Regions from separate parts of the Homo sapiens genome. Here region 1 is linked to region 2. Evidence: chromatin loops called from intact Hi-C (ENCODE). Cell type or tissue: tibial artery. All regions are shown on one strand. Links, peaks and the distances in the headings refer to the core of each region. The heading gives the core; the rest is flanking DNA. Region 1 has its middle 87 kb from the start of MIR3974. Region 2 has its middle 180 kb from the start of MIR3974.

The links. A loop is a pair of places that touch in the nucleus more often than their neighbours do. Peaks named below come from ENCODE experiments on the same cell type or tissue, not always from the same donor. Only the 100,000 strongest peaks of a DNase experiment are listed, where the experiment ranks them.
Region 1: it touches region 2 in a loop (4-fold over the local background); 106 of 110 quality-filtered maps call a loop at or near these places.

Annotation. Positions count from the first base shown.
Region 1 is chr12:17,757,593-17,762,981 of GRCh38, reverse strand. No RefSeq gene overlaps it. Among named protein-coding and RNA genes, the nearest start is that of MIR3974, 87 kb to the right of the region's middle. In tibial artery, for the core only: no CTCF peak of the experiment used is centred there; a DNase peak (open chromatin) is centred at 2,897.
Region 2 is chr12:17,849,373-17,854,761 of GRCh38, reverse strand. No RefSeq gene overlaps it. Among named protein-coding and RNA genes, the nearest start is that of MIR3974, 180 kb to the right of the region's middle. In tibial artery, for the core only: no CTCF peak of the experiment used is centred there; no DNase peak of the experiment used is centred there.

The DNA of each region.
Region 1 (5,389 bases), core at 289-5,288, 92 kb after region 2:
AACTATTATGATGCAAAAGGGAGAAGAACAGAACCTCACAGTTATATCTAATACTAAGACAATATAGCACCAAAATGTAGTTAGGAACCTCTAACTAAGAAAAGTGCAGCCAGATAAAGAAAATTTAACTTTGACTTTGACAGGTCGTTATTTTCTGGATTCTTCTCATAAAACAAAATCATATGAAAAAAAGTGTGTATGTACAGTTCTCATTTCCTCACTAATGATTTAGAGGATGGGGTTCTTATACCAACTAAAAAATGAGATACCTCTCTATTATATAGTTCTTTACCAAAAGTTGGAATCAATATCTTTGAGAGTAGTAATTAAAAATACACTTTTCCGCTCTTCCCTTGAAAGTTTCAATTAATATATCTGGAATTGGCTTATGCATATAATTTGAAGTGAAAATAAAAACAAATCAACATCAATAGGAATTATTCTATCTATATCTAGTTTAAATCTGCTTTATCTGTTTAAAACAGCAGGAAATAAAAAAACTTTCACATTTTGTTTAGGATTTGTACTTCTTACTTCAAAAAAGAAAGTAAAGGGTAGTCAGAATGCTGATATATGTCACAAAATTCTGTATTCTGGCAGAGATTGCAAATTATAAAAACATTATTTGAAAGAAATATTATTGTACCATAATAGATTCTGGAAGTTGTAGGTCAAGTGAAGCAGAGTGAAAAATAAATATTTCTAGAGGGAGTTTTAGCTTTTTAAGTTTTCTGTCATATCAGATTAGAACAGAAACAGACACAGGGGACAGCAAAAAGATGACTCACATTGTACCAGAGGTGTTCTATGTGAAAGTCTTCTACCAGACCAGAAGTGATCTGAGATCTGTGTCATCAACCTTCTCTCCACAGGATGACTTGAGAAGGGAATTGGATCTGCACAAAAAAATAACAGCCAACAAGGAAAATCATATATCATGAATGTTGAGTGATGCTGGCCAATAAAGAAACTTGCCCAGCAACAAACAAAAATACAGGCTCAGTGAAGCTTTGTCACAGTTATAAACATCCAGAGTAATGAGAGGAAGAAAATTCTTTTGAAAAATGTCTAATGCATTATCTAGAAGATAATTGTATAAGAATGTTTGAAATCCTTAAAGTGTGTAGTGCATAAAATATAACTATAGATTTTTTTATGGCAACAAAGTTTATGAAGATCAAATAGAGAATGGATGAGATGAAATGGAATTTGCATAGATAAAGATATTTAAAAAAATAAAGACACAATAGCAAAATTAAAATTAAAATTTTGCTACTACATTAGGAGTTGCATATGAAAATGACTGAAAGAATAAAAAGAAACGAGAGGAAAAGTATTATTCATAACAAAAGAGAATATGGTGACTATATGTGATAATTGATGTCCCTAAGAGGCCAGAACAAATATAACAGCAGCAATATTTAAGTGTCTCTTCATTTAAAATACTAGAAAGAATCATGGCAAGAGGGCTGAATAGAATCATCCAGTGATGATCCCCACAAAAGAATACCAAATTGAACAACTATCTGTGCAGGAAGGCACCTTTGAAATCCTCCCCACCGCACCCCAGTATCAAGTGAGCAATGAAAATATCTGTTTTTTAAACATAATAACAAAAGACACATCGAAGAAGGTACAAAGAAAAATCTTGTATTCTCTACGCCACCTCTCCCCCATCCCAAGGCAGTGCAGCTCAAAGAGATCGTCTGTGCACTTGGGGAAGTGATACGGTTTAACTGTGTCCTCACCCAAATCTCTACTTGAATTGTATCTCCCAGAATTCCCACATGTTGTGAGAGGGACCCAGGGTGAGGTAATTGAGTCATGGGGGCCAGTCTTTCCCGTGCTATTTTCCTGATAGTGAGTAAGTGTCATGAGATCTGATGGGTTTATCAGGGATTTCTGCTTATATTTTTTCCTCATTTTCTCTTGCCACCACCATGTGGGAAGTGCTTTTTGCCTCCCTTCATGATTCTGAGGCCTCCCCAGCCATATGGAATTGTAAATCCCATTAAACCTCTTTTTCTTCTCAGTCTCGGGTACGTCTTTATCAGCTGTGTGAAAACGGACTAATACAGTAAATTGGTACCAGTAGATTGGGGCATTGCTGAAACGATCCTTGAAAATGTCAAAGTGACTTTGGAACTGGTAACGGGCAGAGATTGGAAGAGTTTGAAGGGCTCAGAAGAAGACAGGAAAATGTGGGAAAGTTTGGAACTTCCTAGAGTCTTTTCCCAAAATGCTGATAGTGATATGGACAATAAGGTCCAGGCTGAAGTGGTCTCAGATAGAGATGGGGAACTTGTTGGGAACTGGAGCAAAGGTGACTCTTGTTATGTTTTAGCAAAGAGAATGGCAGCATTTTGCCCCTGCCCTAGATATTTGTGGAATTTGATCTTGAGAGAGATGATTTACGGTATTTGTTGGAAAAAATTTCCAAGCAGCAAAGCATTCAAGAGATGACTTGAGATGACTTGGGTGCTGTTAAAGGCATTCAGTTTTATAAAAGAAGCAGAGCAAAAAGGTTTGGAAAATTTGCAGCCTGACTATGCAAAATTTTTAGTAGAGATTTGAGAAAACCAATTTTCGGGGGAGAAATTCAAGCTGGCTGCAGAAATTAGCATAAATAGCAAGAAGCCTAACGTTAATACCCACGACCATGAGGAAAACGTCTCCAGGCCATGTCAGAGACCTTCACGACAGCCCCTCCCATTACAGGCCTGGAGGCCCGGGAGAAAAAAGTTGTTTCATGGGCCGGGTCCAGGGTCCCCATCCTGCGTGCACCATAGGGACTTGGTGTCCTGTGTCCCAGCTGCTCCATCTGTGGCTGAAAGGGGCTAATGTACAGCTCAGTCTGTGGCTTCAGAGGGTGCAAGCCCCAAACTTTGGCAGCTACCATGTGGTCTTGAGTCTGCGGGTGCACAGAAGTCAAGAATTGAGGTTTGGGAGCCTCTGCCTAGATTTCAGAAGACACATGGAAATGCCTGGATGCCCAGGTAGAAGTTTGCAGCAGGGGTGGGTCCCTCATGGAGAATTTCTGCTAAGGCAGTGTGGAAGGAAAATGTGGGGTTGGAGTCCCAACACAGATTCCCTACTGGGGCACTGCCTAGTGGAGCTGTCCTCCAGACTCCAGAATGGTAGGCCCACTGACAGCTTGCACCGTGTGTCTGGAAAAGCCACAGACACTCAACGCCAGACTGTGAAAGCAGTAGAGAAGGAGGCTGTACCTTGCAAAGCCACAGGGGTGTTACTGCCCAAGACTATGGGAATCTACCTTTTGCATCAGTGTGACCTGGACGTGAGATCTGGAGTCAAAGGACATAATTTTGGAGCTTTAAAATTTGACTGCCCTGCTGTATTTCAGACTTGCATGGGTGCTGTAACTCTTTGTTTTGGCCAATTTCTCCCATTTAAAACAGGTGTATTTACCCAATGCCTGTACCTCCATTGTATCTAGGAAGTAACTAGCTTGCTTTTGATTTTACAGGCTGATTGGTGGAAGGGATTTGCCTTGTCTCAGATGAGTCTTTAGACTATGGACTTTTGGGCTAATGCTGAAATGAATTAAGACTTTGGGGGACTGTTGGGAAGGCACAATTGTTTTGAAATGTGAGGACATGAGATTTAGAGGGGCCAGAGTTGGAATGATATGGTTTGGCTGTGTCCCCACCCAAATCTCAACTTGAATTCTATCTATCTCCCAGGATCCCCACGTTTTGTGGGAGGGACCCAAGGGGAGGTAATTGAATCTTTCCTGTGCCATTGTCATGATAGTGAATAAGTCTCACAAGATCTGATGGGTTGGTCAAGAGTTTCCACTTTTGCTTCTTCCTCATTTTCTCTTGCCACTGCCATGTAAGAAATGCCTTTTGCCTCCCACCATGATTTAAGGCCTTCCCAGCCACGTGGAACTGTAAGTCCAATTAAACCTCTTTTTCTTCCCAGTCTTGGGTATGTCTTTATCTGTTGCATGAAAACGAACTAATACAGGAAGGGAGAGAAAAGTGTGTGGAACTTTGCAATAGAATTCACTACTGCCCTGTCAAAATGAAATAAGACACTGGTCAGAATTCTGTCAGTGCTCATAGAAGGAGCATTTAGACTAGCACTAGTCTAGAGGGGAATCCTCTGTCCAGTATGAAGAAGCCTAGTCCCAGCACACTTCATCACCAGCGGACTATGGTGGCCTGGGGCCCCAAATAAATTTGAGTGCCAGTCAGGCCATAATTACTTCTGTCCTTTGGCAAGCATTGACACAGCACTGGTCTCAGAGACTGTGGGCCTGTAGTGAAAGATATACAGAAAACAGCAAGTAATTAGGGGATGGAGGGGTTGGAGTAAAAGTGTCAAGTTTTGTAGTTTTAGTTTTGGTTTTTTATTCTTATTTGTGATTTGTAGAAAGTTTATTCAAAGAAATAATGACAGATAACTTTCCAAACCCAGAGAAACATATGAATATCCAGGTACAATACGGTCAAAGAATACCAAACAGATTTTACCCAAATAAGCCTACCTCAAGGCATATAATAATCAAACTCTCAAAGGTCAAGGACAAAGAAGGGAATTTAAAAGTTGTAATTAGTTTAAATAATTGGTTATAAAATGTTTTTTGGAAGCCTCATGGTAACCACAAGGAAAAACCTATAAGAGATACACGGAAAATAAAAAGCAAAAAATTAAAGCCTACTACCAGAAGACATCACACACACACACACACACACACACAGACATATATATATATGGATAAACTATATGCTATGCTACAAACAGGTCAAATTTTTTAATGGAAATTATATCAAGCATCTTTTCCAACCAAAATGAGATGAAACTATTAATCAACAAGAAAATCTACTTTAGAAACTGTAAAAATACATGGCTATTAAAAAACATGCTCCTAAATAACCATTGGATCAATAAAGAAATTGAGAAATTTTTAAGGTTTATTTGAAACAAACAAAAAGAGAAATACAACATACCAAGACTTCTAGGATACATCAGAAGTAATACTAAAAGGGAAATTCATAGCAATAAATGCCTAGATCAAAATAGTAGAAAAATTTCAAATAAACAACTTTATGATTCATTTTAAAGAACCAGAAAAGCAAGAGAAAACTATACCCATAGTTAGTAGAAGGAAATAAATAATAAACACAAAAGGGAACTAAGCAAAACTGAGACAAAAACATAGGGAAGATAAACAAAATCAATAGTGAAAAGATACAATTGATAAATTTTAGCCAGACTAAGAAAAAAAGAGAAAAAATGCAAATAAAATCAGAGGAAGTAAGAGAAACATTTATAAGTAATACAACAGGACGGTCGCGATGGCTCACGCCTGTAATCCCAGCACTTTGGGAGGCCGAAGCAGGTGGATCATGAGGTCAGGAGA
Region 2 (5,389 bases), core at 273-5,272:
AATATAGAGGACCTTTTAAGGAATTAATCTTTCTCCCAAAATTAATGTCTTTCTTAGTAAATGATATGTATTTTTATAATTTAAAATAGATATTATGTTAAGAAATAGATATTTAATCATTGTTGATAATATACCCTTATTTTTATTTAAATCTTAAAATTCAAATGTACAATAAAAATAAGTGTTCAACACAATAATGTAGGCTTTCATTGCTCCAGTTCATGTTCACTTAGCACTTTGCTCATTGATTGTTATTTCAAAAAAATAAGTAAATGTTCAGGTTGCTTGATTTAAAAAGATGTAAATAAAAGGAGATAAATATTATAAATTATTGACATTAGAAATAAACTTAGGTGTCATCTAACCTACCCTCTTTATTGCAACATCCATTATGTTACAGAATAGAAACCAAAAATCCAAAAAGTTAAGCAATTTGCCTAATACCTTATAGGTAAATAACAACCAAATTGAGATTCAGACAAGTCCTCCTTAACCCACACCACAATCATTTTCTTTACACTACAAATAATATATAATATCTATCTTGACAGAAATAAGATATATGGATTAATAATGGCTGTCTTCAGAAAAGGGAATTGAATTTTTTAAATTTATCGAATCAATAAAGTTGTTTTTCAATATGACTATAGAATAAAATGCTTAAATTTAAATGGAAATTTTCTATATCATCTTAGTCCACTTGGGCTACTAGAAGAATAATACCGTAAAGTAGACAGGTTATAAACAAACCTATACTTCACAGTTTTGGAGGCTGGAAAGTTCCAGTTTAAGGTGCTGACAGATTTGGTGTCTGGTAAGGGCCTGCTTTCTCATAGATTGCACCATCTTCCTATGTCCTCAAATGGTGAATTAGGATTGCATGTTTCCTCAGACCTCTTTATAAAGGCACTAATCCCATTCATAATGGCTCTACTTTTATCATCAAATCACCTCCCAAAAGGCCCACTTCCTAATGCCATCACCTTGAGGGTTAGTATTTCAACATGTGAATTTTGAGAAAAGTAAAACATTCAGGCTGTTGCACATATTATCTGACTAAAGTAGAATTTAGCAATATTTTGATTTCTAGAAGCTGAGCATGCTATCGGTTGGTAAGGACTATGTAGGCAATTGAAACCACTGTACTTATTTTGGTGTCCTGCTGCCATATATTTGAAAGGTTGATAAACTCTGGGTTCAAGTCTATATGTTGTTCACTAGTTGAATTTATCCTAGTTTTTGAACATGTATCTAACATGCTATGTAAGTGTCCTGAAACAAGAATATGCCTTTTAGCATAATGTTACTTCTAACTTTTCTATTTTTAGATATTGAAATATCATTCTTTCCATATATTATAGAATTTCAAAGGGCAGTTATTTCCTTTCAAAATGTGTTATAGAAATGTCCGGTTTCCTCTTTGACAGCTAGAGAGTTTGGAAGTCATCACTCTCAACCCACAACAAGAAAAAAGCTGAAAAAATGAAAAAAATTCAACATCAGCAATTCTCAGATACATTAAATCATCAAAGTTTGGGCAAACCAATTCTGAAAAACTGCAGATAGGCAAAAAAGACAATTACAAATTACCAAGAGCAGAAGCTGCTAGAGACAGTAACTACAGGCACACCTCATTTTATTGCACTTCACATTATTGTGTGTTGCAGATACTGTGCTTTTTACAAATTAAAAGTTTGTGTGGCCGGGCGCAGTGGCTCACGCCTGTTATCCCAGCACTTTGGGAGGCCAAGGCGGGCGGATCACAAGGTCAGGAGATGGAGACTATCCTGGCTAACACCGTGAAACCCCGTCTCTACTAAAAATACAAAAAATTAGCCAGGCGAGGTGGCGCATGCCTGTAGTTCCAGCTATTTGGGAGGCTGAGGCAGGAGAATGGTGTGAACCTGGGAGGCGGAGCTTGCGGTAAGCCGAGATCGCACCACTACACTCCAGCCTGGGCAGCAGAGTGAGACTCTGTCTCAAAAAAAAAAAAAAGTTTGTAGGTATTCTGCCTGAGTCAAGCAAGTCTATTGGTGCAATTTTTCCAACATGTGCTCACTGTATCTTTTTGTCATATTTTGGTAATTCTCACATTATTTCAAACTATTATTATTATCTGTTGTGGTGATCTGTAATCAGTGATTTTTGATGTTAATATTTCAACTGTAATCACCAAGTAAGACAAATACTTTAATTGATAAATATTTTTGTGTTCTGATTGTTCCACCAATTGGTCATTCCCTTGTCTCTCTGCTTCTCATTGGGCTTCCCTATTCCGTGAGACACAACAATATTAAAATAAGTCAACTGACTTTTATCCAAAAGACAGGCAACAAGAAATACTAGTGAGGATGTGGAGGAAAGGGAACCCTCATATATTGTTGGTGGAAATGTAAATTAGTACAACCACTATGGAGAACAGTTTGGAGGTTTCTCAAAAAAACTAAAATTAGAGCTACCATGTTACCCAGGAATCACACTGCTGAGTATATACCCAAAAGAACAGAAATCAGTCTATCAGAGAGATAACTACACTCCCATGTTTACTGCAGCACTATTCACAATAGTGAAGATTTGGAAGCAACCTAAGTGTCCATGAACAAATGAATCTCAATGAACAGGAGAATTTAGTACTTATACACAATTAAGTACTATTTAGCCATAAAAAAGTATGAGATCCTGTTATTTGCAACAATGTAGATGGAGTTGGAGATCATTATGTTTAGTGAAATAAACCAGGCACAGAAAGACAAACTTTGCAAGTTCTTACTTATTTGTGGAAGCTAAAAGAAAACAATGGAACTCATGAAAATAGAGAGTAGAAGGAAGGCTACCACAGGCTGAGAAGGGTAGTTGAGGGGAGCAGTGGAAGAAAAGTGGGGATAGTTAATGGGTACAAAAATACTTAGAAAGAAAGAATAAGAACTAGTATTTGATAGCACAGCAGGGTGACTATAGTCAATAACAATTTAATTATACATTTTAAAATAACTAAACGAGTGTAATAGGATTATTTGTAACATAAAGAATAAAAGCTTGACATGATGGATACCCCATTTACCCTAATATGATTATTACACATTGCATGCTTGTATCAAAATATCTCATGTACCCTATAAATATATACACTACTATGCACCCACAAAAATTAAAAATTAACATTTAAAAATGGCCAATTGATAACTCTTCAATGATTTTTTGGTGTTCAAGTAAAAAAAAGAGAGTCACAGATCTCACTTTAACTCAAAAGCTAGAAATTATTAAGCTTAGTGAGGAAGACATGTTGAAAGCCAAGATAGGCCAAAAGTTAGGCCTCTTGTGCAAAATGGTTAGCTAAGCTGCAAATGCAAAGGAAAAGTTCTTGAAGGAAATTAAAAGTGAGATTCCAGTGAACACACACAAATGACAAGAAAGCAAACAGTCCTATTGTGGAAATGGAGAAAAAACTGAGTGGCCTGGATAGAAGATCAAACCAACCACCACATTCCTTTAAACCAAAGCCTAATCCGGAGAAATGCCCTAACTCTCTTTAATTCTAGAAGCCCAAGAATGGTGAGCCATCAGCAGAAGGAAAGTTGGTAGCTAGCTGAGGTTGGTTCATGAGGTTTAAAGAAAGAAGCTGATGTAGGATTTCTTCTCCTTAGCTCAGCTAGGTCTGGGTTCTTGTCTCATGACCAGGAAAAATTAGGTGCATGGACACCAGAGGGTGAGTGGAATATAATTTATTAAGCAAAAGGAAGCTCTCAAGCAAAGAGAGGGTCTTGAAAGTAGGTTTCTGGTTGCCCCCCTTCATAGTTGAATGCTAGGGTTTAAGGCACAAATTCCTAGTGGCTCCACCCCATCCTTCCAGTGTGCATGTGGGCCCTTAGACTGAGCTGCTCCACGCTGATTTATTTCCTTTACTCTGTATGTGTGAAGAAACAAAATGTTTCAATATGGGCATTTTTAGGCAAGGCTCCTGTGCAAGTTCCCTTACCTGTACAAAATATCTGCTATAAGCACTTGTCTGGTGGGTCAGAGGTTCTCAGGGACCTTTCCCTTACTGTAGGCCTAAAGCAAGCTAACTAACTCCTTTAAAGCCATCTCTATAACATAAAAGTACAAAGTGAAGCAGCAGATGCTGATGTAGAAGATACAGCAGGTTATCCAGAATATCTAGGTAAGGTTATTGATAAAGATGGCTATACTAAATAAAAGATATTAAATGTAAAGGAAGTAGCCTAATATTGGAAAAAGATGCAATCTAGGACTTTTAGAGCTGAGGATGAGAAATCAATGATAGCTTCAAAGCTTTAAAAATCAAGCTGAATCTCTTGTTAGTGACTAATGTAGCTGTGACTTAAGTTGAAACCAATGACCCTTTGCCATTCCAAAAATCCTAGGCCCCTTAAGAATTATGTTATGTTATTTTTTTGTTTGTGCTCTATAAATGAATGGAACAAGAAAGCATGGATATGAGCATATGTATATGTTTAGCATGGTTAACTGAATGTTTTAAATTCATCATTGAGACATACTGCTCAGAAAAATATTCCTTTCAAAATATTACTGCTCATTGACAAAGCATATAATCACTCAAGAGCTCTGATGGAACTGTACCAGAAGATCTATGTTATTTTTATGCCTGCTAACACAACATCTATTTGGTAGCCCATGGCTCAAGAAATAATCTTGACCAGGTGCAGTGGTTCACACTCAGCACTTTGGGAGGCCGAGGTGGGTGGATCACCTGAGGTCAGGAGTTCAAGACCAGCCTGGCCATTATGGTGAAACCCCATCTCTACTAAAAATACAAAAATTAGCTGGGCGTAGTGTCAGGTGCCTGTAATACCAGCTGCTCAGGAGGTTGAGGCAGGAAAGTCACTTAAACCTGGGAGGCAGAGGTTGCAGTGAGCCAAGATCATGCCATTGCACTCCAGCCTGGGCATCAGAGTAAGACTCTGTCTCAAAAATAAATAATTTTGACTTTCAAGTCTTATTATTTAAGAAATATGTTTGTAAGGCTATAGCTGCCATAAATAGTGATTCCTCTAATGGATCTAGACAAAGTAAACATAAAGTCTTCTGGAAAGGATGCATCAGCCTAGATGGCATTAAGAAGATCTGTGATTCATGAAATGAGGTAGAAATATCAATGTTAACAGGAGGTTGGAAGAAGCTGAATCCAACCTCCTGGAATGAATGTGGTGGTTGCAATTCTTCAGTGGATTAAGGAACTACAGATGCAATAAGAATAGCAAGAGAACTACAATAAAAATTGGAGCCTGAAGCTGTTTGCTAAATTGCTGAGATCACATAAGAACGTGTTAATGGATGAGCAATTGCTACTTAAAGATGAGCAAAGAAAAGTGGGTTGTTGAGATAGAAGCTACTGCTGATGAAGATGCTG